Regions from separate parts of the Homo sapiens genome. Here all the other regions are linked to region 4. Evidence: read pairs that join two places in POLR2A ChIA-PET (ENCODE). Cell type or tissue: CD4-positive, alpha-beta T cell. All regions are shown on one strand. Region 1 overlaps SSH2 (slingshot protein phosphatase 2). Region 2 overlaps SSH2 (slingshot protein phosphatase 2). Region 3 overlaps SSH2 (slingshot protein phosphatase 2). Region 4 overlaps SSH2 (slingshot protein phosphatase 2). Region 5 holds the start of SSH2-AS1 (SSH2 antisense RNA 1). Region 6 overlaps SSH2 (slingshot protein phosphatase 2).

The links. Peaks named below come from ENCODE experiments on the same cell type or tissue, not always from the same donor. Only the 100,000 strongest peaks of a DNase experiment are listed, where the experiment ranks them.
Region 1: POLR2A ChIA-PET joins it to region 4 with 14 read pairs; 20 of 35 experiments call an interaction of 5 or more read pairs at or near these places.
Region 2: POLR2A ChIA-PET joins it to region 4 with 12 read pairs; 15 of 35 experiments call an interaction of 5 or more read pairs at or near these places.
Region 3: POLR2A ChIA-PET joins it to region 4 with 98 read pairs; 19 of 35 experiments call an interaction of 5 or more read pairs at or near these places.
Region 5: POLR2A ChIA-PET joins it to region 4 with 17 read pairs; 21 of 35 experiments call an interaction of 5 or more read pairs at or near these places.
Region 6: POLR2A ChIA-PET joins it to region 4 with 18 read pairs; 20 of 35 experiments call an interaction of 5 or more read pairs at or near these places.

Annotation. Positions count from the first base shown.
Region 1 is chr17:29,688,649-29,692,648 of GRCh38, forward strand. The region is part of intron 5 of SSH2 (slingshot protein phosphatase 2); the gene reads right to left. Among named protein-coding and RNA genes, the nearest start is that of SSH2-AS1, 51 kb to the left of the region's middle. In CD4-positive, alpha-beta T cell, no CTCF peak of the experiment used is centred here; no DNase peak of the experiment used is centred here; H3K27ac peaks cover 219 bases.
Region 2 is chr17:29,675,289-29,679,288 of GRCh38, forward strand. SSH2 (slingshot protein phosphatase 2) reads right to left here. Exons shown (of 16, transcript NM_001282129.2): 7 at 2,385-2,453; 8 at 1,532-1,597. Among named protein-coding and RNA genes, the nearest start is that of SSH2-AS1, 38 kb to the left of the region's middle. In CD4-positive, alpha-beta T cell, no CTCF peak of the experiment used is centred here; no DNase peak of the experiment used is centred here.
Region 3 is chr17:29,704,884-29,708,883 of GRCh38, forward strand. All of the region lies in intron 3 of SSH2 (slingshot protein phosphatase 2), which reads right to left. Among named protein-coding and RNA genes, the nearest start is that of SSH2-AS1, 67 kb to the left of the region's middle. RefSeq lists an enhancer at 1,786-1,975. In CD4-positive, alpha-beta T cell, no CTCF peak of the experiment used is centred here; DNase peaks (open chromatin) are centred at 648, 1,668 and 2,290; H3K4me3 peaks cover 2,371 bases; H3K27ac peaks cover 3,023 bases.
Region 4 is chr17:29,759,806-29,763,805 of GRCh38, forward strand. All of the region lies in intron 3 of SSH2 (slingshot protein phosphatase 2), which reads right to left. Among named protein-coding and RNA genes, the nearest start is that of SSH2-AS1, 120 kb to the left of the region's middle. RefSeq lists a silencer at 1,421-1,860 and an enhancer at 1,911-2,040. In CD4-positive, alpha-beta T cell, no CTCF peak of the experiment used is centred here; DNase peaks (open chromatin) are centred at 736 and 1,696; H3K4me3 peaks cover 2,215 bases; H3K27ac peaks cover 2,152 bases.
Region 5 is chr17:29,637,922-29,641,921 of GRCh38, forward strand. The region is part of intron 14 of SSH2 (slingshot protein phosphatase 2); the gene reads right to left. It overlaps SSH2-AS1 (SSH2 antisense RNA 1), which reads left to right and starts at 1,580. Exons shown (of 2, transcript XR_001752823.2): 1 at 1,580-1,810; 2 at 2,740-2,980. It also overlaps the pseudogene RNU6-920P. RefSeq lists enhancers at 1,449-1,758, 1,630-1,924. In CD4-positive, alpha-beta T cell, CTCF peaks have their summits at 1,779 and 1,980; a DNase peak (open chromatin) is centred at 1,730.
Region 6 is chr17:29,697,155-29,701,154 of GRCh38, forward strand. The region is part of intron 4 of SSH2 (slingshot protein phosphatase 2); the gene reads right to left. Among named protein-coding and RNA genes, the nearest start is that of SSH2-AS1, 60 kb to the left of the region's middle. In CD4-positive, alpha-beta T cell, no CTCF peak of the experiment used is centred here; no DNase peak of the experiment used is centred here.

The DNA.
Region 1 (4,000 bases), 71 kb before region 4:
AGAGATGGGGTTTCACCATGTTGTCCAGACTGGTCAATTTTAAGCTTCTTAAATGGAAGAATAGCACTTAAGAGTTCCTGGAATTTGATCACAGGCCTCTAGACAGTACCTACAGTATTGATTCAACACCTATATCCTAATTAGAAGGATGAGATAAAAATCTTTGAAGAAAAAATTCTGAAATGTGAGGGGATAAACCCAAGACTTTAATTAAAGTTCCTTTTAGGCCGGGCGCAGTGGCTCACGTCTGTAATCCCAAAACTTTGGGAGGCTGAGGCAGGTGGATCGCTTGAGGTCAGGAGTTCGAGATCAGCTGGCCAACAGGGCAAAATCCTCTCTCTACTAAAAATACAAAAAAAATTAGCTGGGTGTGGTGGCATGTGTCTATAATCCCAGCTACTCAGGAGGCTGAGGCAGGAGAATTGCTGGAACCCAGGAGGAGGAGGTTGCAGTAGGTTGAGATCACGCCACTCCACTCCAGCCTGGGCGACAGGGCAAGTGAGACTCTCAAAAAAAAAAAAAAGTTCCTTTTAAGCTTCAAGATTCTAGGTTAAGGAATTAAAAATCTATGTGCCGCAGCCATAAGGAAAAGTCTAACGCCCATCCTGGTTTAAGGTTTATTTCGTATTCCTCTGTTGGAGATAAGATTAAGCAAAATCTAATAATTTATTAACACAATCAAATAAATTTAAAATGGCAATTTTGTACATAATATCCTAATTTTGAAAAGGACAGCATTTCCAATGTTTCTTCAGTCTCCAGAACCTATATTGAAATCAATGACTGGAATAAGACAATAATTGAGATGCATTTGATTTATCAACTAAAGTTCTCCTTGAAAAGGACACTACTGAAGTCCATTTTAATTGTCTAAACAAAACAATTATTCTGGACTTTAAAACTTGGCAGCAATAGTAACTAAGATTATATTTCCAAGAAACTACATTTACTGCCTAAATGTGGAATCCTATTACAAGTTACAGGTGAATTGGATCCAGCAATCTTAGGACTGAAGTAGGTCTGAGAAGTCATCCCCTGCCTCTTTATTCCTGAAGAACCCAATCTGTTTTCAAAGCTCATCTATTAAAGAATAATGCTATTCCCTCGGCATCCAATTTAAATGTTTAACCTAATTACAAGCAGTTTACAAACTGGGCATAGTGGCATGCCAGCTACTCGGGAGGCTGCAGTGGGAGTATTACTAAAAATACAAAAATTAGCAGGGCATCATGGCATGTACCTGTAATCCCAGCTACTCAGGAGGCTGAGTCGTGAGAATCAGTTGAACCCAGGAGGCAGAGGCTGCAATAAGCCGAGAACACACCACTGCATTCCAGCCTGGGTGACAAAGCGAGATCCATCTCAAAAAAAAAAAAAAAAAAAAAAAAGAGCTTCTCTCCTCAGCATCATCTAACATCAGGAAATACTCCTCCTTAAGCTTAAACTGTAACTTTGCCTTTAATTTCTTTTCACCACTGGGTGCAGTGGCTCACGCCTATAATCCCAGCACTTTGGGAAGCCAAGGCGGGCAGATCACCTGAGGTCGGGAGTTCAAGACCAGCCAGACCAATATGGAGAAACCCGGTCTCTCCTAAAAATACAAAAAATTAGCCAGGCGTGGTGGCGCATGCCGGTAATCCCAGCTACTCAGGAGGCTGAGGCAGGAGAATCGCTTGAACCTGGGAGGCGGAGGTTGTGGTGAGCCAAGATTGCGCCATTGTACTCCAGCCTGGGCAAAAGAGTGAAACTCTGTCTCAAAAAAAAAAAAAAAAAGACTTAATTTCTTTACACCAAGAGTCTTACATGCATGCCCCTGTGTGCATGATGTAAGACTCTTGGTGAAAAGAAATTAATTACCCCCAGTAAACTACATTATAAAGGCCCAATGTCTAAGACAGGCAGTTCACCCAATCCATCAGAGAGAAAGGTTCCAAAAGTAGGTAAATATTAAATGCTAGTCAAAAGAATGAAGCAAAATCAATAGCCAAAATTAAAACAGGCTTCACTTGTGACACTAGTAAACTAAAGAACACTGTCTTCAAAAGAAAAAGATTAGAGCTTCAGGAAGTCTCTGAATTTTTTTTTAAATCAGTCTGTATGAAATTCTTAAATATGAATTATATTCTGTGTAGCCATTAAAAACCATGATTTATTTATTGACATGGAAAGATATCCATGATAAACTATGAAGAAAGTAGGTTACAAAAAGGTATTTCTATTTTTATCACATTTTCGTAGAAACAAAACAATGCTCTTCCTCTCACTCTTTACACACACACACACACAGACACACACACACACATAGACACACACACTCTCTCTCTCATATATACATATTTAAAAAAAGAGTGGAAGGATACTTATCCAAATTGCTGAGAACGATTTTCTCAGAATGTAGAATACAGAGTGATTTTTATTTTATTTATACCTTTTTGCATTGTTTGGGAGAAAAAAAAACCCCACATAATACATTTATAGCTAGAAAAAATGAACCAATTTCCATTTTAGAAAGCAACATATGATGAAAACCAAAATCATAAAACTTCTCATTTTCTTGAATTCTCCTGCAAAATACTCAAAAAAGACCTCTTTGTACCTTATCAACACTTCAGCTTTAGTTAAGAACATCAATTGAAATTACTTCAAATGTCCTGAAAATTCTTAATTTCTCAGATTAATGTTTTAATTAAATGGTTGATCTTTGGTAACGTGCAAGAGTACTATAAAACCACTTTCTTTATTTTACTAGCTACAGTTTTTCTAAGTACTACAGTTAATGCTTGATGCCTGTATTTGGAACACAGAGCTTCCCTGGAGGAAAAGATTGGCTTTGTCCTATTTTCTCTCTTTTTTTTTTTTTGAGACAGAGTCTCGCTCTGTTGCCCAGGCTGGAGTGCAGTGGCACGATCTCGGCTCACTGAAAGCTCTGCCTCCCGGGTTCACACCATTCTCCTGCCTCAGCCTCCTGAGTAGCTGGGACTACAGGCACCTGCCACCACGCCCGGCTAATTTTTTGTATTTTTAGTAGAGACGGGGTTTCGCCGTGTTAGCCAGGATGGTCTCGATCTCCTGAACTCGTGATCCACCCGCCTCGGCCTCCCAAAGTGCTGGGATTATAGGCGTGAGCCACTGTGCCCGGCTTATTTTCAATGCTAAAGCAAAATGTGTGGTTTGGTTGGGTTATTTAAAAAATGAAGTCAAGACTTTCAGCCGGGCGCGGTGGCTCATGCCTGTAATCCCAGCACTTTGGGAGGCCGAGATGGGCAGATCACTTGAGGTCAGGAGTTCAAGACCAGCCTGGCCAACATGGTGAAAGCCTGTCTCTACTACAAATACAAAAAATTAGCCGGGTATGGTGGCATGGGCCTGTAATCCCAGCTAGTCGGGGGGCTGAGACAGGAGAATCACTTGAACTCGGGAGGCAGAGGTTGCAATGGGCCAAGATCGAGCCACTGCACTCCAGACTGGGCGACAGAGCAAGACTCTGTCTCAAAAAAATAAATAAATAAATAAAAAATAAAAAAAAAAAAACAAGACTTTCAGTTGACTATCAAACTTTTAACCTTCTGCACAAATCTTCAGAGTTTCAGCATTACAAATTTAACTCAAAACAAAAGCCTTTGCTTTGAGTCTACAAATGCTCCTTTCAGTTACAGAAGTGCTAATTTGTCCAAAGTCATACAATGCATTGACTCATTTTCTTGAAGATGACTCACTCAATAAGCTGAAACATAATGACTATGTGTTTGTAACAACTCAAAACAACTGTAAAACGGCTTGTCATTTGAACTTTGAATTCAGAGGCATCAGTTACATTTTCTGAATTTATATTTTATAAATGTAAAGCAGCTGAAGATGCATATTTTAGTAAGAAAAGAATTGCCAGCTCTGCCTTTGTAACTGCTTCCTTCATGTTCTTCCAAGTCTCTATGTAGTTAAAATTATTTTAATATTTAGAGGTTCAAACCAAATTCCAGAAGGTTATCAATGAGAAAACGAT
Region 2 (4,000 bases), 85 kb before region 4:
GGGTAGATTATCTCCCTGGGGTCTTTTTCAGGCTCTTTTATTTCTTGTTTTGCTTGCATTCTATCCATTCCGCTCCCCATGGGGACTTCTACTACCTAACAGGCAGCTGAATAGGAAACTGAAATTCAAATCCCTGACTGGGGAATGGATTCTGAATCTTAGTCACATCATTCTCTGGTTGTATTAGATAATTTTCTAGATAATCTAAAATAAGAGAATAAGAGGCCAGGTGCAGTGGCTCACACCTGCAATCTCAGCACTTTGGGAGGCCAAGGCAGGAGGACGGCTTGAGGCCAGGAGTTCAAGACCAGCCTGGGCAACACAGAGAGACCCCCGTCTCCACAAAAAAAATTAAAAAAAAAATTAGCCAGGTGTAGTGGCACATGCCTGTAGTCATAGCTGCTTAGGAGGCTGAGGTAGGAAGAACACTCGAGCCCAGGAGTTGGAGGCTGCCATAAGCTATGATTGCACCACTGCACTCCAGCCTGGGCGACAGAGGGAGACCCTGTCTCTTTAAAGGAGAGAGAGAGAGAGATATGAGAGAGAGAGAGAGATCTATCCTGTCTAAATGTAAGAAATACTCTCAGGGCAGTTATGTAACCCATCCAAAGCATGTTTTCTCACCCATAATAAGGGGCTAATAATATTATTTTGGGGGCTTGGTATGATGATTAAATATAATCCATGCAAAGCATCTGGCATGTAGTAAATAGCCCTGAAATGTCCATATGCCAGCTGATGGTTATTAGCAAGTATAATGTTTTCTCTAGGCTTTATTTGCATTATGCAAATAGCCACCAGCAGTTTAAATGGAAATTTATTTATCCATAAAGTAACGAATGCTATCCCTGGTTACCTTAGGAAATAGCTAATGCAGGCCAGGCGCAGTGGCTACGCCTGTAATCCCAGCACTTCGGGAGGCCAAGGCGGGGTCAGGAGTTCAAGACCAGCCCAGCCAATATGGTGAAACCCTGTCTCTACTAAAAAATACAAAAAAATTAGCCAGGCGTGGTGGCACATGCCTGTAGTCCCAGCTACTCAGGAGGCTGACGCAGGAGAATCGCCTGAACCCGGGAGGCGGAGGTTGCAGTGAGCCGAGATCGCGCCACTGCACTCCAGCCTGGGCAACAGAGTGAGGCTTCGTCTCAAAAAAAAAAAAAGAAAAAAAAGAAATAGCTAATGCATAGCAATGTGATGTTCTAGATTTGGCTCTTAGTCCACTAACTAACTTAGTCAATATGTCCCTAATAAAACTCGGTATCAACTGGCTTATCTAAACCGTTAAGTCTCTGCCAGAGCCTAAGAATAACACCTCTGAATTCCTCTGAATTTCACTTGTTCACCAATACTCAAGGCCTTCCAATTGCAACAATTTGAATATTGCATTTCTAGGTCATCTTTAACTACGATGGTTATACAAACAGATCATTTAGCATTTTCATAGCAAACTGTACCATTTCAAACATTTCTTACAAAATATTCCTCCAATAACATTAAAACACTTTTGTAGAGATAGTAAAAGTCATCTTACCACATTGCCTGCACAGATACAGGTTTGAATATGTGAACTCTGTTATCCGTCGATACACTGAACCCACTAAGGACAAATGAGAACAAGACAAAAATCCACAAATTAGGGTAGGTTATTTGAATTGTGAGTTTTCATGGATGTATCCCAGGCTAAAAACAACTGGCTCCGTAGAGGGAATCATCAGGCATTTCACGTAGAAGTTTTAACTAGAGTGTAAGACTTGACCAAAAAGCTTTGACAAATTGTCTGACTTCATCTACCAGGCAAAATGAATGGATTCCTATATTGGAGTTAGAGAATTCAATACAGTTTCCCAGCTGTAGCTATGGACAAACTGTTCTGTATATTTCTATTTGGAAGTCTTGTGGGTTCTTAGCAAACCTGACCCTGGTTTTATAAACTGGAGCAAACATCTTGGTCTCTTGGGGACACATTCTAAAAACATTAGGAGGTAGGGTGGGGGTGGGGTCACTGGAAGGAACTGGCACAGGAAAGGGGTTATACTGTAGGCTGACAGCTGGCAGAGGCAGCAAGAGGTTATTTGAAACAGAACATATCATCCTTTGGGAGAGCATTGCAACAGTCCCACATACTCAGATTAAAGAGCCAACAAACTAGTTCTTCTTTGTCTTGATTCCTACCACAGTCGGCCTAGAAGAACAGAAGTGAGAGACCCTGGCAAGTTGTATTTTTACTCCACTTTACAAAACAGGAGTTTAAAAGGACTCATTCAGCTGTTGACATGAAAGTTCAGTTGGCACACTGGGCCTCCCTTTTAGCTGAATGAATGTGCAGTAAGATGGAGCCCCACCCCTTGGCTTTCTGTAACAGAATAAAAAAGGAAATCTCTTACCCATCACCATCCAAATGAATTAGCGTGTCGCTCCAGAGAGGCAAAACTAAGCCCATGGTACAAGTGCTACTGCAAGACAAGAAGTAGTCCAATAGTTACTCCCCATTACTCTGGGAAGCAGTCTTCTGTTTACTAACTCTTTCAACACCAAGGATAAACCCTTAAATTCTAAATTCTGGCATAAGTGTTACAATGAAGAAATTTCTATCATATTATTATTAATCTTATGTATGTCCTCAGGAGCTGTTTTAAAGAGATAGTCAGTCAGTTCCTTAAATATTTAATGAAGAAAACTTACTGACTCAGCTTCCTACATTGTCATCTTGCAAATGGCCACTATCTAAAAAATGCAGATGATTGCTGCTGACTTGCATTTGGCAGGTCTTAGCACATAGTACAGTGTCCACCTCGACTCCAAGGATTTTTTTTTTTTTTTTTTGAGATGGAGTCTTACTCTGTTGCCCAGGCTGGAGTGCAGTGGTGCAGTCTCAGCTCACTGAAACCTCTGCCTCCCAGGTTCAAGCAATTCCCCTGCCTTAGCCTCCCCAGTAGCTGGGATTACAGGCGAGCGCCACCACACCTGGCTAATTTTTCTGTACTTTTAGTAGAGATGGGGTTTCACCATGTTGGCCAGGCTAGTCTCGAAGTCCTGATCCACCCACCTCAGCCTCCCGAAGTGCTGGGATTACGGGCATGAGCCATGGTGCCCAGTCCCAAGGATTATTTTTAATGCCAATAACTATTGCTGGTTGCTGGAGAGCTTGGGATGTGTTATTTGCCTCTAATTCTGAGGTTTACATAGATTTACTTAACACCAGAACACACTCAATAGTCTAAAAGGCAAAGGGAATTAAAAAATGTAAAGAAGTAATTGTTAATAGTTTGTGATCAAGATAGGCAAAATAGACATAACAAAACTTAAATCAATGAAACACTGCTTTGTGACTGTGCACTGAACTAGCACTGCTGAAACACAGTTAATAGAAATGTCAACAACCAAGAAAAGGGTAGCCCTAGTATGGTATTTAAAAATACTATTTCTTTTTTTTTTTTTTTTTTTGAGACAGAGTCTCCCTCTGTTGCCCAGGCTGGAGGACAGTGGCATAATCTTGGCTCACTGCAACCTCCACCTCCTGGATTCAAGTGATTTTCCTGCCTCAGCCTCCCGAGTAGCTGGGATTATATGCATGTGCCACCATGCCCGGCTAATTTTTGTATTTTTAGCAGAGATGAGTTTTTGCCATGTTGACTAGGCTGGTCTCAAACTCCTGGCCTCAGAGTGATCCACCCGTCTCAGCCTCCCAAAGTGTTGGGATTACAGGCATGAGCCACTGCACCCGGCCTAAAATGCTATTTCAATCTCACATTAGCCCAGGAAGGGCTTTAAGTTAATGGAAGAGGTTCGTACAGAAAGCCATGGACCCCTGATTGTATGCTCTATCACATCTCTTCTCTGGGAAACAGTAACCTACCCTAGGCTACTGCCACTATCTCTCCTTAACGCTGCTGTAACTGCTTTCCCACTCTGGCTAGTCTCCGAAAGGCTTCCATGATGCTCCATGCCAATCTATCTAGAGCGGAAGCATGGTGTACTAGAAAGAATCTGGCATAACCAT
Region 3 (4,000 bases), 55 kb before region 4:
ACCTAATAGAGGATTCTAAATTGCTTTTGAGTACAGTACTGCTATTAAAGGTTAGCTAGCAGACTGTAAATGACATTGTCTACTCAGTATTTCCACTTGGAAATCTTAACTGGCAATGTTAAATTGACGTTGCCAAAACTAAATTCTTGAGTTCCCCCACCCTCAAGTCAATCTCTGGCCTCGTTCTCCAGCCTCATTCTCCCAGTTGTTTAGGCAAAACACCTAATAGTCATCCTTAGTGTCTTTCCTTCCTATAATATATATCTAATCCATTAGCAAGTCCTGTGAGCTTTACTTTCAAATATATCTTGAACCTGCCCACTTATCCCTATCACCACTATCACACTGGTCCATGGCACCAGCATTCCTTACTTGGACCACTATTTAAAAAGTTTTTCTTAAGCCTTTTATTATAGAAAATTTCAAACATACACAAAAGTAGAGGGAATAACTATGATAAGTAAGCCCCCATGTTCCCATCACATTTGAGCTTTAATTTGTGGCAAATTTTGTTTCTTCTACATCCTCACCCATTTTACCTTGCCCCTAAAGTGAAACAAACCCCAGGTGCTGTATCAAAAAAAAACTTCTTAACAGGTCTATCTGCAACCACTTCTGCCCTCGATTATCTATCTACTCACCAAATAGCAACCAGAGTGACTTAAAAAACATCGATTGTACAGTGTCACTTCCCTGCTTAAAACCCTCCAAATGCTTCCTTTTGTACTTGTAAATAAAAAAACCAGTCTTTAGCTTGGTCTTCAAGGACCTGTAACATCCTACAGGACTACTCCTCTGATCTTGTATCATCTCCCCTTTTGTTTACCATGATCTATGATTCTTCTTTCTGTTTCTTCGATGTTTGAGGGACTTTGTGCTTTCTGTTCCCTACTTGGAATACTTTTCTTGTGGCCTATCATTATGTAAGTCTCAGCTTACATATCACTGCTCCTTCCCCCAATTCCAATCATACTCTATCCTGTTGTTCTGTTTTGTTTCCTTCAGAATATTTATCATAAACTAAAATTATATTTATTTAGGTGTATACCTGTTGTGGTTACCTTCCTATAGTAGAATATAAGCTCCAAGAGGGCAAGGACTTAATTTTGTGCATCACTGTAGCTGCAGCACTGGAAATAGTCTAAGGCACGTATTAGCTGCTTGAACAATAGGTGATGGATGAATGAATTTATCCCAGTTTTTTCCACACTGTATGTCTGTCCTGTCACTGTAGCAGAAATTGTAATTTAGGACAAGTCTCACATGTAAAAGTAATAAATTATATAACTCAATATATGTGGCAGATTAATGGACTTTAAGATGTTTGATGATAGATTAGCAAATGAAGTTAAATCACCTCTATAATGTTATCAGACATTGATTCAATTTTATCCTTTAATAAAGTCCATGAAGCTAATAAAACCTTTGAGGTAACCTGCCAAATAGACTGAAACACACCTTCTAAAAACAAAAGAATCCACAGATGTCACTTTAAAAATCTGCATGCTGGCTGGGGGTGGTGGTGCCTTGATTTTATTTTGTTTTCATCTTTAAATAAAGCATTACTCTCTTGTGGTCTGTTGCACAAGCCTTCTCTCTTGTTACAACCGTGGTGTTCACATGCCACCCTACTGTGGGTCACTCTGTTCCACTCACATTACGGGAACAACCTAAAACAAAATGTCTGAGTGACAGGATGAGTGGGCCACACCACAGACAGGAAATGAAATTCACACTTTTGCCAACACAGCAACTGCTGCTTTACTAAATGAAAATATTTTAAAAATAAAGGCTAAATATTCTACCTATTCACCAGGCAAAGTAACAGCTTTGGACACTGTGGGTTCCAGTAAACAAAGCAGTTCGCTACATCTACAAAAGAAGTGTGTATATTTGTTGAAGAGTTTAAAACAACTGAACATACTTCAGTCACTCCTTTTGTGAGATAGGTAGTTTCTCTTTGACAAACACTATTTTAAGAACTTCCTGGCCGGGCGCAGTGGCTCACGCTTGTAATCCCAGCACTTTGGGAGGCCTAGGCGGGCGGATCACGAGGTCAGGAGATCGAGACCATCCTGGCTAACACGGTGAAACCCCGTCTCTACTAAAAATACAAAAAAATTAGCCAGGCGTGGTGGCGGGCGCTTGTAGTCCCAGCTACTCGGGGGCTGAGGCAGGAGAATGGCGTGAACCCGGGAGGCGGAGCTTGCAGTGAGCCGAGATTGCGCCACTGCACTCCCGCCTGGGCGACAGAGCGACACTCCGCCTCAAAAAAAAAAAAAGAACTTCCTGGTTTTTGGAGTTCAGCAATACTGTTTTTTTATAGATACATTTGTTGCTTATGCTTTAAAGTATATGTAAGTACATTCTTGCTTTAAAGCATATCTAAATGTGTTATTTAAAATGAATGCAGGGCTTTCTCAAAGTAAGGGTTAAGGAGCTGGACAAGGGCTGTTGGTTAGTTCAAAGCCACCTGGACTCCAGAAACTCCTGATTATAAAAGAAAGGCCAGGAGTCAAACTCACATATAGTATAAATATCACAAATTCACATATAAGAGAAAAGAGGCTTTCCTATTTGAAACACAAATGTCAATAAACTTTTCTGATGGAACAAATTGTACAAGGTAGGCCAACAGACTACTATTTTTTTTTTTTTTTGAGATGGAGTCTTGCTCTCTTGCCCAGGCTGGAGTGCAATGGTGAGATCTTGGCTCACTGCAACCTCTGCCTCCTGGGCTCAAACGATTCTCGTGCCTCAGCCTCGCGAACAGCTGGGACTATGGGCATACGTCACCATACCTGGCTAATTTTTGTATTTTTAGTGGAGACGGGGTTTCACCATGTTGCCCAGGCTGGTCTGGAACTCCTGATCTTAAGTGATCCGCCCGCCTTGGCCTCCCAAAGTGCTGGGATTACAGGTGTAAGCCACCATGCCCAACCCGAGACTACTATTAAATACTATTATAATAGGCGCGATACAGGCTCCCAGAGACTCGTGGCAGATAATCTGGATGGTACAATCAATCCTCTTTATTCCATGGCCCCAGGTTATGACCCCTCAGTTATCAAAAAAGTGACATTCTGTTGGTCACAAGGGGACCAGAAATAAGCGTGTGGCTGATTACAAAAATCTCTTATCATAACAGAAAAAAATTCATAGCATGGAAGTGATAAAACAAAATTTATAACCACCACCAGAGTTTAGGTAGATAAAATTCCACTTGAAAATTAAATGCTTTATTTGCATATGAAGAAAATTATATGTAAATTTAATCACATATACTTTTGTGTAAGATAAAAGGTTGGTATATCTTGCCAGAATAGTAAAAGATTTATTATGTAAATATGTCTTCCTGAAACAGCTGCTTAAAAATTCAATTGACAAGGAGTTGTCAATTGTCTAATTAAAAAGTCTGTTCTTGCTAGGCGTGGTGGCTCACACCTGTAATCCCAACACTTTGGGAGGCCAAGGCGGGCAGATCACCTGAGGTCAGGAGTTCGAGATCAGCCTGGCCAACATGGCGAAACCCCATCTCGACTAAAAATACAAAAAAATTAGCCAGGCGTGGTGGCGGGTGCCTGTAATCCCAGCTGCTAGGGAGGCTGAGGCAAGAGAATCACTGGAACCTGGGAGGCGGAGGTTGCAGTGAGCCGAGATTGTGCCACTGCACTCCAGCCTGGACGACAGAGGGGAACTCTGCTTCAAAAAAAAAAAAAAAAAACAAACAAAAAAACCGGTTCTTTAGAAAGGCAGGTGAAAACTTTTTCATGTTTCTGAATTGACTAGTTCTGTAGAGTCTGGCACAGAAACAGAACTGCAGTAAACTCTATGAAGTCATTTGTATGTGATTACAGATACCTAAGTTAAATATAACCCCGAAGGACTTAAGAAGCCCCACAGTAAGGAATGAATGAGATAAAGAAAATACTATTTTCTTGATCTAAAGAGAATAATTAGCTGCTTGATACAAAAATGACAGAATCACCTTTCTAATAGA
Region 4 (4,000 bases):
TCCATTCATCCATCCATGGACACTTGGGTTGCTTCCACTGCCATTTTTAAAGTACTGTTAACACTATTATTTTCATACTGGTTATCAGTGTCAGATTATTTACCCATTAACTTCTTCACTCTATGACCGTTCCCGTTTTTAGACGGAAAATGCAAGTCAGTTTATTTAATTGTGGAGCTTTTACAGTACAGGGCAGTAAAACAACTTTTGTGACTTTTTTTCTATTTTTTTAGAAGCTCCACCATGAATCAACACACGGGAGAAAAAAAGAAACTCAAACGAGTTTAATTCGATTTGGTAGGATAGGAGGGCAAACCATCTCTGAAAATAATAAATTAGTTGTGAGATTATCTAGAAATCACCTTACATGCTATTCTCTAGACCTTTAATAAGGGATAATGTAAAGTTTCTGTTGTTGGACATTAAAAAGTTGACCTGGGAGGGAGACAGTAGCTTTGCTTAAGTGCAAAGAGTCTAGGAAAATCCCAGCAGGTGACTCCTCTGAAGCCACTTGGAATGAGTGTCAACACACTAACACAGACCCAACTGCTGCTATCTAAGTAACCTTAAACCACTGCATTGATTTAAGGATGGAACCTGAATAGGAAAAGTTCCTCTACTTGATAACTGTGAAGTGATATTAACCACAAGCTTCAGCACACACACTTCTCAGAAACAGCTAAACCACAGTGGAATGACAACTCTCTAGAGACTTCAAAAACAGCGACGATTTAAAGATGCATTTGCGCTTTGGTGAATGAAGGTGTGCGTGCAGGCTTGGGCTGTGAGCACGTACCAGTAGTACAGGAGGAGATAAAATAGAAACTACCGAAATCTAGCCTTCTGGAATCACTCCAGACTACAACCAGCAGGAGCGAAGAATGGTCCTTCTTTTTGTAAATGGTTAGCAATAGAAACTTTAAAAAAAAAAAACCCATAATCACGGAAAGCTGCTCACCAGCAGGACCCACAGGGACTCCCGCTTCCGATTCTGTCGACTACCCTTCACCCAAGTCTTCCAAGTGCCAAACAGCTCAGCTGTCACTCGGTCACCACAACTTCTGAGGGACAACCCGCACTTTCAAAGTCCCTCAAAGTTAAACGGAAATTCTCCCAAAGGATTCTTCCGTCCACCCCCACCCCGGGACACTTTCCGCCTCCATGAATCCCCCCACCGTTCTACCCCAGCATCCTTCCCTCCAGACGCACGGAGACCTCCAGGCAAGCAGGATGCGCGCTCGCCCTCGCTTGATTGTTTGCTCCCCAGGATGCTGGGGAAAGCGGCTGCTGAAAGAGCAAACTTTCTGAGCGTTCGCGGAGGCGGAGGGCGCGCGGCGGACTCACAGCTGGTTGATGGCGTTCTGCGAGATGACCGCGTTGGCGGAGAAGTAAGGAATCATGTCGGGGCCACCGAGGCTGCAGGTGCAAGCGAGGGGCGCCTTCCTCTTGCGGGCCAACGTGCTCAGGGTCATGGGGCCGGCTCAAAGTGCACAACTCCGCATCCTGGCCTCTGCTCTGCTCCGGCACGAGGCGCAGGCTGCGCGTGCACCCGGCGGCGGAGGCGGGCCCGCCGGGTCGCGCGGAGGCAGCCGCCGAAGCCCCAGGGCTCGGCGGTAGAGTCCGGACTGACGGGCGTCGCCAGCAGTTCGCCCCCACCCGCGTCCGGGGCGGGACGGGCGGGTCCTGAGAGCGGAGAGGGTAGGCCCGGCCGGCGCCCCGCCCCAGATCTCGGGACGCCCGCGCGGATCCCGCAGCGCGCGTCACAGCCTTTAGGGCATCCGGCGGCCCCAAGACACTGCTGCCTCGGTAAGGGAGTGAAGCTACTCAAGGGTGGACGAGAAAGGCTTGCATTTCTCTAAAGGAGGATGTTTCAACAGAAAAGTCCTGCCTCTTAAAGATTGGCTCTATACATTGTACCTCAAACCCGTTTTTGAAAGATCTTAAAAAATGTAAAGGCCATAAATTCACAAGTGCAACAAATATTTATCAGAGACTTCCTATGTGATTTGGAAATTCAGAGATTACACTCACATACATATGTGTGTGTGTGTGTGTGTGTGTGTGTGTATATATATATATATATTTTTTTTTGAGATGGAGTTTCTGCTATTGTCGCCCAGGCTGGAATGCAATGGTGCGATCTTGGTTCACTGCAACCTCCGCCTCCCAGGTTCAAGCGATTCTCCAGCCTCAGCCTCCCGAGTAGCTGGCATTACAGGTTTGCGCCACCACGCCTGGCTAATTTTTGTATTTTTCGTAGAGATGGGGTTTCAATGTGTTGGCCAGGCTGGTCTCAAACTCCTGACCTCCGGTGATCCGCCCGTCTCGGCCTCCCAAAGTGCTGGGATTACAGGCGTGAGCCAGGGCTCCCGGCAAGATTTTTTTTTTTTAAACAGTTGAAGTAATGGTCAAACAAACAAAAAACAATTTAGATTGTCGATAACATCTACTAATGTTTGTAAGTAAATCTATAGAGGGCTTTCTTAGCCATCCCCCAATTCAAAGATTCACAGCCTTAGCTGCACATAGGAATTACTTGTGGTGGGTTTAAAAATCTCAATGCCCAGGCTGCACCTTAATAAAATTGGAATCTCTTGAAGGTGGGATTTAGACGTATTTTTCAAAGCTCCCCAGGTGATTCCAAAGTGCAGCCATGGTTGAGACGGCAGAGTAGAGATCATATCTTCACTTTACAGATACAGTAACATTTAAGGTCTAAGCAGATGACCTCGTTTATAAATAATGTCATTCAGGAACCCAGGTTTTATGACATTTGATCTAGGGCTTTTACCTTCAAATTGTATTCCCTGACGCCTTTACAGTTTTAAGCCCTTACCATGTTCCTTCCAATTCACTGAGCAGTGCCTTTCACCTGACCAGGGACCAGCTCTTTGTAAAATATGACTGCGCTCTCTCTCTCCTGCATGTTGTGCTCACAAATGGGGCTGGCATGGTGCAGGCATTCAATAGAAGTTAGCTTCCTTTTATTTTACCTTTCCAGTCTCATTATGCTACAGCAAATATTTTCAGGTATCAGCATTTTCAGCATTTTTGAATACTAGACTAAAATATATATCACTGAAGCTGCCTTAGAATTCTGGAGTCAGAAATTAATAATAATTTCTAAAAACTTCACTAACCAATTAGATTAAAATTAGGAAGAAGTGACTTTAAGACTCAACATGCTATAATCAAGAAAATAATAAGCCTTTGTTTTATATAAATATTTATGCTCTTTTCCCATTGGAAAGTTTGGCAATTTTCAAGATACTAGTAATGAAATAATCAATCCAAATTATAAGGTCTATGCCTAAAACCAGAATTACTCGTTAGTTGATTCTTCTATAAAACTTAAGCCTGTTGCCAAAGCACCTTGAGGGACTTGAAATACTGAAAACTCATGCTGTAAAGAGTTATCTAAGTTTCTGAGATATCTGGTAATAGGAAAGCACCAGGTGGCAAGTGAAGAGTTAACGGAAGGTCTGGATCTTGGAGTTCATCATCTTCATCCATCTCTAGGAAGGAAAATGTTTGAAAGATTTATTCAGGCTGTGTCAGCAGCCACCCAAATGGTAGTGTAAAAAAAAATCTGCTGATACACCCCAAAATAAATTGCTTAAAATATCTGGCAAACTTGCCAGTTTGAAACTTCTTCCAGACTGTAATTTATTACAGCCTCCTGCTGTGATTAAAAAAAAAAAAAAAAGCAGGCGCGTTAGAACAGCACTATTAAGGTGAGTCCAGTTCCTTTCATGACACAGCAGAGAGAGGATTTTATTGAAGTCAACACTAAATGATGCCATTTAGGACAGATGATGGCATGGTAATCATCTGTATCTGTCTGAAAAAGCAGGAAATGTATATTATTCAATTCATACTTAATATCTCTTGCATTTAAAAATGCCAGAGATAAAGATTTCATAAATATGTATCTTGTCTTTTATAAATAGGTTCCTATAGCGACGCCCCAGAAGTGCATAGTCCTTTCCTTTCTCCTCAG
Region 5 (4,000 bases), 120 kb before region 4:
TGGCCAACATGGTGAAACCCCGTCTCTACTAAAAATACAAAAATTAGCTGGGAGTGGTAGCGGGCACCTGTAATCCCAGCTACTCGGGAGGCTGAGACAGGAGAACTCCTTGAACCCGGGAGGCAGAGGTTGCAGTGGGCCGAGATTGCACCAATGCACTCCAGCCTGGGTGACACAGCGAGACTCCATCTCAAATAAACAAACAAATAAACAAAAAAAGATATTTACTATGACACTATTTGTGATACTAAAAGATGAGACACCAAACAACAACAAAAAAGGATTTACATTATAATCCATACAACTATATGCTGTGGAGCTGTTAAAAGCTGTCAGGTCTACAGAAATCTTCTGTGGTAAGAAAAAAAAAAAACTAAAAGGAAAAAAAAAACCTGTCAGGTATTTTAGTGGAATGATATACAAGGTATACTATTCAGTAAAAAAAAAAACCTCAAACACATTTGAAATTAGTGTCTATGTTAGAATAATATAGGAAAAAATCTGGAGGAACATCACCAAACTGATAATAGTGATTCTTTCAAGAAAGGTAGAAATACTTCTGGGGAAGGCTTTTACTTTCTATATTTTACACACACACACACACACACACACACACACACACACACACACACACACACACAGAGACAGGGTATCACACTGCCACCAGGCTGGAGTGCAGTGAAACGATCAGAGCTCACTGCAGCCTCAACCTCCTGGGCTCAGGTGATTCTCCTGCCTCAGCCTCCTTTTAGTAGTAGCTGGGACTACAGGTGTTTGCCACCACGCCTGGCTGATTTTTTTATTTTTTATTTTTGTGGAGATGGGGGTCTCACTATGTTGCCCAGGCTGGTCTTGAACTCCTGGGTTCAAGTGATCCTCCTGCCTTGGCCTCAGGGATTATTGGAGTGAGCCACCAAGCCTGGCCTCTATATTTTTACAATTTTTGAATTTAAAAAATGGGCATGTTTAAAAATTATAATCAGAAAAAAACCTACTAAAATCAAAACATACAAGTAACACAAAGGGAATACTCTGTTGGAACCTATTACCAAGTCCTCATAACTAGGATGAAGAACTGATGGTAAGCATTCTGGAATCAGAAAGCAAAGGAACGGCTAGTAAATTTGGAGAGAAAGCTTAGTAACAGAATGAAGGGAACAGCATAAAGGATAGGCCCTTTCAGAAGAATCTCTGGGTAAAAATCATTAAGCTAAGGAGACACGTGGAAAAAGCAGGTGGGCCAAAGGAAGACTCCCCTCCATCACCATTTTATGAAAGAGGTCTGAGGTAGGGAGGAGATTTCATTTCAAACCACACACTCTTAAACAGTTCCCAAAACCCCAGCCAAAAAGAGAACGGTGGCCCTTTTGTTGGTCAGGTTCATCTGCCCAGGAAACAGGTCACTAAGTATGGTCCTTGGGGGTGTGGTCTCCATGACTTACAAGCTGATGAGGAGTTACCAAACCGCAGGGTGGAATGGGAAACTCAGCCCAAAACAACTTGCCCTGGGCTCCGGGCCACGCCTGGGCTCTGCCGAGTCATGCTCAGGCGCCTGCACTAATGTGACCCCCTGTTTGTTCTCAACTCTGCACCTGCTCTCAGCTCCCCCTGCCTGTCTGCTGCTTGGGTGGGGCTCTCTCTGACTCATGCCTGCACAGCAAAGGGGTGCTTTCCTGGGAAGGAGCAGGTCAATCTTTTTATGAAGACAAGCTGTAATCAATCAGCTGGGTATAAGATGGGGTTTTCACCCTTTCCAAGCTGCATGAGCTCCAGCCACCCCTAGGAGGAGACAACATATCACGCATCTCAAGTGAGTGGCTGTGGGGAGGGGCAAGCTGACTGTTTGGATAGGTGGGGCCTAAGTTGTACATTATGACCAACTGAGGCCAGTGGTTTCCTTTTAAAGTTTCTTCTCTTATATGCAGACATCCTTGTTTCCTGAAATAAATATGAGTGTATTCCCCAATTTCTATCCCTCACCTATCATGAGGATGTTCAAACCTGCACCAGCTTCTCTCACCCACCATAGTAGGACAATGCCTGGGATGCAAATCACTGGGAAGACCTCTCAGGGGGTGGCTGTTTTCACTCTTCTAATAACAGAACAGGCAAAATGAGAAGTTTAATGATCCCAAGAATCCTCCAAAGTATGTTTTTTTTTTGTTTTTTTTTTTTGAGACGGAGTCTCGCTCTGTCACCCAGGCTGGAGTGCAGTGGCGCGATCTCGGCTCACTGCAAGCTCCACTTCCCGGGTTCACGCCATTCTCCTGCCTCAGCCTCCTGAGTAGCTGGGACTACAGGCACCCGCCACCACGCCTGGCTATTTTTGTATTTTTAGTAGAGACGGGGTTTCACCGTGTTAGCCAGGATGGTCTCCATCTCCTGACCTCGTGATCCGCTTGCCTCAGCCTCCCAAAGTGCTGGGATTATAGGCGTGAGCCACCACGCCCGGCCCCTCCAAAGTATGTTTTTTAAACTGCCTGCAGATCACTAATCAGTCAGGAGAGAATGAGAGACTGAAGTTATGCTAATAGGCAGCAACAGTGCATGTTTCAGAGGAAGTCTGACATCGCAGCTGTGTAACCAGCAGGGATTTCCTTCTCTTCCTTGGGGAGAAAATCATCAGAAAATACTGGGCCAGGGCTCTGGAATTAAACTGACACTTGTAAAAGAGAGAGAAAAAAAAAACAATCTAAAGATAGGTCTGATGCTGCTGCCTTGTTTTCATTTTTGCAATAGGACCTGGAGGGAGAATGGCAAGCAGCTGATTCATCTCCATTGCCTGTGAAACACTGCTACTCCACGTGTCACTTCTCACTCAGGGGTCCCCTCCTCACTCCTCCCTACTCAAGGGTAACCTCCATCCTGAATTTTGTGCTTATCATTCCCTTTTTTTTTCTTTATAGTGTCAACATGTTTTGTTCCTAATACTGCTTTGTTTTGCATGTCTTGAACTTTATATAAATGGTATCCCACTGTATATATTCTTCACCAATGGATTTTTTTTTTAAAGATTCATCACTGTGTATAAAGGTAATCCACAGAGTGTAATGAGTATGCCACAATTTATTTCCCTTCTGTTGGTTCAAGCAATTCTCCTGCCTCAGCCTCCAGAGTAGTTGGAATTATAGGCATGCGCCACCATGCCTGGCTAATTTTTGTATTTTTAGTAGACACAGGGTATCACCATGTTGGACCAGGCTGGTCTCAAACTCCTGACCTCAAGTGATCTGCCCGCCTCGGCCTCCCAAAGTGTTGGCATTACAGATATGAGCCACCACGCCTGGCCTCATCATGTTTTAGTCGGTTACACTAAACTGTTTTTTTCCAATGAAGCTTTGTCCTGAGACAGTTTATTCTAACACTTCATCACTGGTAGGAATAGATGTAATGTATTAGATCATATCTATTATTTTAAACTATTAAATTTTAAACTCGGCCGACTCCCCACCTCCCACCCCCTTCCAGGCAGGCAGCAAATAAACAGCTTGCCAAAAAGGAACTTCAGAGTTGGTCTGTATCCTGGATGATATAACCAAGTCTCAGATCCTTTTCCCCCTTGAGTGGCCTCTGACCTGAATTTGGATTCATATAAAGACACAGACATACATAAGGTGATGAGGTCATTCTGGGAAATAATTGGCCTTTTACCTAGTTAATGAACAAGAGGAAATTTTATTTTTATTTTTAAATATTTTTAAGTTGTCAGCCTTGTGTAGGGGCCATGCCAATCTTCTCTGTATAGTTCCAATTTTAGTGTATGTGCTGCCCAAGTGAGCACAAGAAGAAGGAAATTTAAATGACAGATGCATAAGTCGTCCCATTATCTTGCCTCCACTTTCATATTGTTACGTGTTTGGTGAAACATCAACTCTGAGAAAGTTATATAAAGGAAAAGGCTGCTAAAAATGGAGTACTTGCGCCTGTAATCTAGCTACTCAGGAGGCTAAAGCATGATGATCACTCCTAGAGCCTAGGAGTTGAGTGAGACTAGCCTGGG
Region 6 (4,000 bases), 63 kb before region 4:
TAGGAAATCTGAGGCTTTAGATAGCAGGAGATAAATAATGTACTATCATAAATTATGAAAATCTGTGAACAAAAAAACCTCATTCTTGCCCACTCAGATCTTGCCCTTATTAAAGTCTAAGGTGACTGACATAGTCACATAACCATGAATGCCAGTATAACTTGTTCTCACATTGGTCTTGAAATCTACATAATTTTCCTTCAGTTAACTAATAGCTGTTAATTATGAGATGAAATACTGTTATGTACAAGAAGTGGATAGAGGCAGGAAGAAAAAAAAATAGGTTGGCAAACGGGTTGGTGCGTTTGTCTAAATGGTCAGCAAGTCTGAAAGCCTTTCCTTTCTTCTCCCTCTTTCCTTCTCATACAGAATAGTTTTCTTAATCTCAGCACTTTGGGAGGCTGAAGCGGGGGAGTGCTTGAGGCTAGTGAGCTATGATCATGCCACTGCACTCCAGCCTGGGTGACAGAGCAAGACCTTATATTTAAATATAAATAAATAAACAAAAACCAAACAACTCCCCCACCCCAAACCAAAAAGGATGGTTTTCACTGCTGGCTTCTGACCAATTAATTCCATATTGCAGAATCTTTCAATTTTCAAAATTAAAATGGAGAGTCATTATGTTTGGCCAGATCCATTCTACTACATTTCAAGGCCAGGGACACAATCTAAGTCTCATATGCACAAACCCAAGAGAAATCAAAACGTATGTCCACCCAAAAAGTTGTACACACATCTATAATACAGCATTATTCATAATAGCAAAAAAGTGGAAACAACTCAAATGTCTATCAAATGATGAATGGATAAATAAAATGTGGTATTATCCACAAAATGTAATATTATTTGGTCATAAAAAGGAATGATGTACTGATACATACTATACCATGGATGACCTTTGAAAACATGCTAAGTAAAAGGAGCCTAACTCAAAAATCCATTCATATGAATCCATTTACAGAACATCCAGAATAGGCAAATCTATAGAGACAGAAAGTAGATTAGTGGTTGCTTAGGGCTGGTAGAGAGGGTGAGAGAAATAGGGAGTGCCTGCTAATGGACATCGGGTTTATTTTCAGGGCGATAAAAATGTTCTAAAATTAGATTGTGGTGATGGCTGTACAACTCTGTGACTATTCTAAAAACCAATGCATGTACACTTTAAATGAGTAAACTGGGTGAATTATATGGTATGTGGATTATATCTCAATAAAGCTGTTAAACAAAAAATAAAAGAACAAGTATGAGGAGACAAAGTGTTAGGTATAAACAGTGAAAAGCTACCGGAGTTACAAGTTGCAACTGAGTTAAGCAACTGAGGATACTTTTTATTTTATTTTTTTCTTGAGACAGGGTCTTACTCTACCACCCAGACTGGAGTACAGTGGCGCTATCACAGCTCCCTACAGCTGTGACCTCCTGGGCTCAAGCAATCCTCCCACCTCAGCCTCCAGGGTAGCCAGGACTAACTACCCTAGGTGTTGTGCACCACAACGCCTAGCTAATTTTTTGTATTTTTTGTAGAGATGAGGTTTCACCATGTTGCCCAGGCTGGTCCCAAACTCCTAAGCTCAAGCAATCTGTCTGCCTCGGCCTCCCAAAATGCTGGGATTACAGGCACAGACCACTGCACCAGGGCTGAGCTTCTTTAAAATTAAGTTTCCTTCTGTCCTACCAGTAGAAATAACCAGAGGAAAGGATTTTTAGGATGGAGAACTTCTGGAGGAGAACCCTAAATAGCAGCCCAAAGTCCCCACTCCAAACACTACTGGCCCAAAGATTCAGCTGGCTTATTTGAAGCTCAGACAAAAACCAGGAGTCCTACTCAAGTAAGCCTTCTTATGCGAGTTGGAAGCTCAGGTTTGTCAGCTGCAAAAAGTACTTACTGCTCTGAGCAAACTGCATATCATTTCCTACTGGGCAACTGTTCTTCACAGAGTCTAACAGAAGGCAATATATTGATATAGCATTAAGATAACCTTCCCTACATTTCCCTACCATATACTTCATTTCTAGGAGCTAAATTTCAAATTTCTATTGGATTTTATAGACTTTTCATTGTTTCCATTTAAAATACTGGCAGACATTCACCCATAATACCCTTTTTTGATTGCAAAATAGTATTTGGATATTTCAAATGCAGCCCAGTTAAAAAATTCTAACTAGTTCAAGAAACATGCATAAGGAAGTACAACTAGACAAGGTAAGCCCTTGATCTGCTCTCAATTCTGCCATCAACTTGCAGTTACTGTGGGCCTGGCCAAGGCAGCTTCAGTTTATGTGACAGCCTGGCTTTTACAAGCTGAGTTTATACTCGCACTGCCTCATCTGTTCCGGTCTGGATCACAAGCAAGTCCATTCAGCTTGTGTTAAATCTGCTTTTCTTTTTAGTATGAGGAAAGCTAAGTGAACAATGTCAAGTAGAAACCTGGGTGGCAGCTGAGTGTAGAAGTTTGACCAAAGAAAAATGCCAACCAGTGCCAGGAGCTTTAAAAGCCACTGACCCCATTAACTATCACATGCCATAGAGTAATTTGCCCAACATTCTAGTCAGACAAACTGGATTTAAACCAATAATTTGTCTTCTTTTTACTGTAAGGGATAAATATCCACACTGAAAAGAAATAAAAAGCTTAGTGGGCATACTTCATCTGCACATTCAAGTTTTTTGGGGAAGTGTCCTCCCCTACCCGACCTCTGGTACTGGGCACTGGGGAGGAAGGTTTTAGAAAGTGTAATCCAAGCTAATTTCCAAAAGAGGTTATTTCTTCCCTTACTCTAAAAAATTTTCCATGGCTGGAGAGTTCTGGTAGGAGGAAAATATTGTCCAAACAAAATGGATTATGATTCTGAGCTGCCACAGTTGCAACTAGGTGAAGGCCCAAACAAGTAGTAGGGCAGCCACTAAAACAGCCGAGATTATCTTGACTAAAGCTATGCTCAACTACTGGCTCAATGGGATCCAATATTTTTGGCTTTTACCTCTGACCTAAACACTTAAGGTTATCGTAGTCTTTGTTCCTTTCTTAGTAATTACAATTTTTTTCACTCCTGGAGGTCATAAGTGGTCAAAGTGGCCCATTTATGACAACAAGCAATCACCTCTTTCTGTACTACTGATCAGGATTAGTGTCCTCAGGCTGACTTTTATTTTTTTTCCCCAAAATGATAAATAAGGTCTGCCAGTAGAAGAGAAGCATTAGGTTATCTTCTTAAACTGTGGATATCCTATACCTGGAGATCTCTCTCCCTAAGACACATTTTCTACGGTTCTTTTAAAACCTCATCATCACAGGTGTTCCTGATTTTAGAGAAATCCAATATAAAAGAATACAGTGCATATACTACTGTTAGTTGATATTTCAAAACAAGAGTCTTATACTCATTCCTATGTGAACATTTGATGATTCCTTCTGGGTTGAATTTCCAGTCTTTTTAGTGTATACATTCAAGTAGCAGACACTGGCATTTTAATATGTGACATAATGACTCATTATCACAGCAAAAAGTTTATCTTAGTATATTCTGTATCATTCCCCTCCTCATACCATCACCAGACAGTAGAAAGAAATCAGAAATTGAATCTTTGATTAGTTGAAGTAATTCTGAATAAGATTCAAGGGAACAGCTAAACTTCTTTTTTTCTTTTTGAGATGGAGTCTCATTCTGTCGCCCAGGCTGGAGGGTAGCAGCGCAATCTCAGCTCACTGCAACCTCCATCTCCCAGGTTCCAGCAATTCTCCTGCCTCAGCCTCCTGAGTAGCTGGGACTACAGGCGCGCACCACCATGCCTGCTAATTTTTGTATTTTTTTCTTTTTTTCTTTTTTTTTGAGATGGAGTCTTACTGTGTCGCCCAGGCTGGAGTGCAGTGGCGTGATCTCAGCTCACTGCAAGCTCCGCCTCCCGGGTTCACACCATTCTCCTGACTCAGCCTCCTGAATAGCTGGGACCACAGGCGCCCGCCACCATGTCCGGCTAATTTTTTTAAATTTTTAG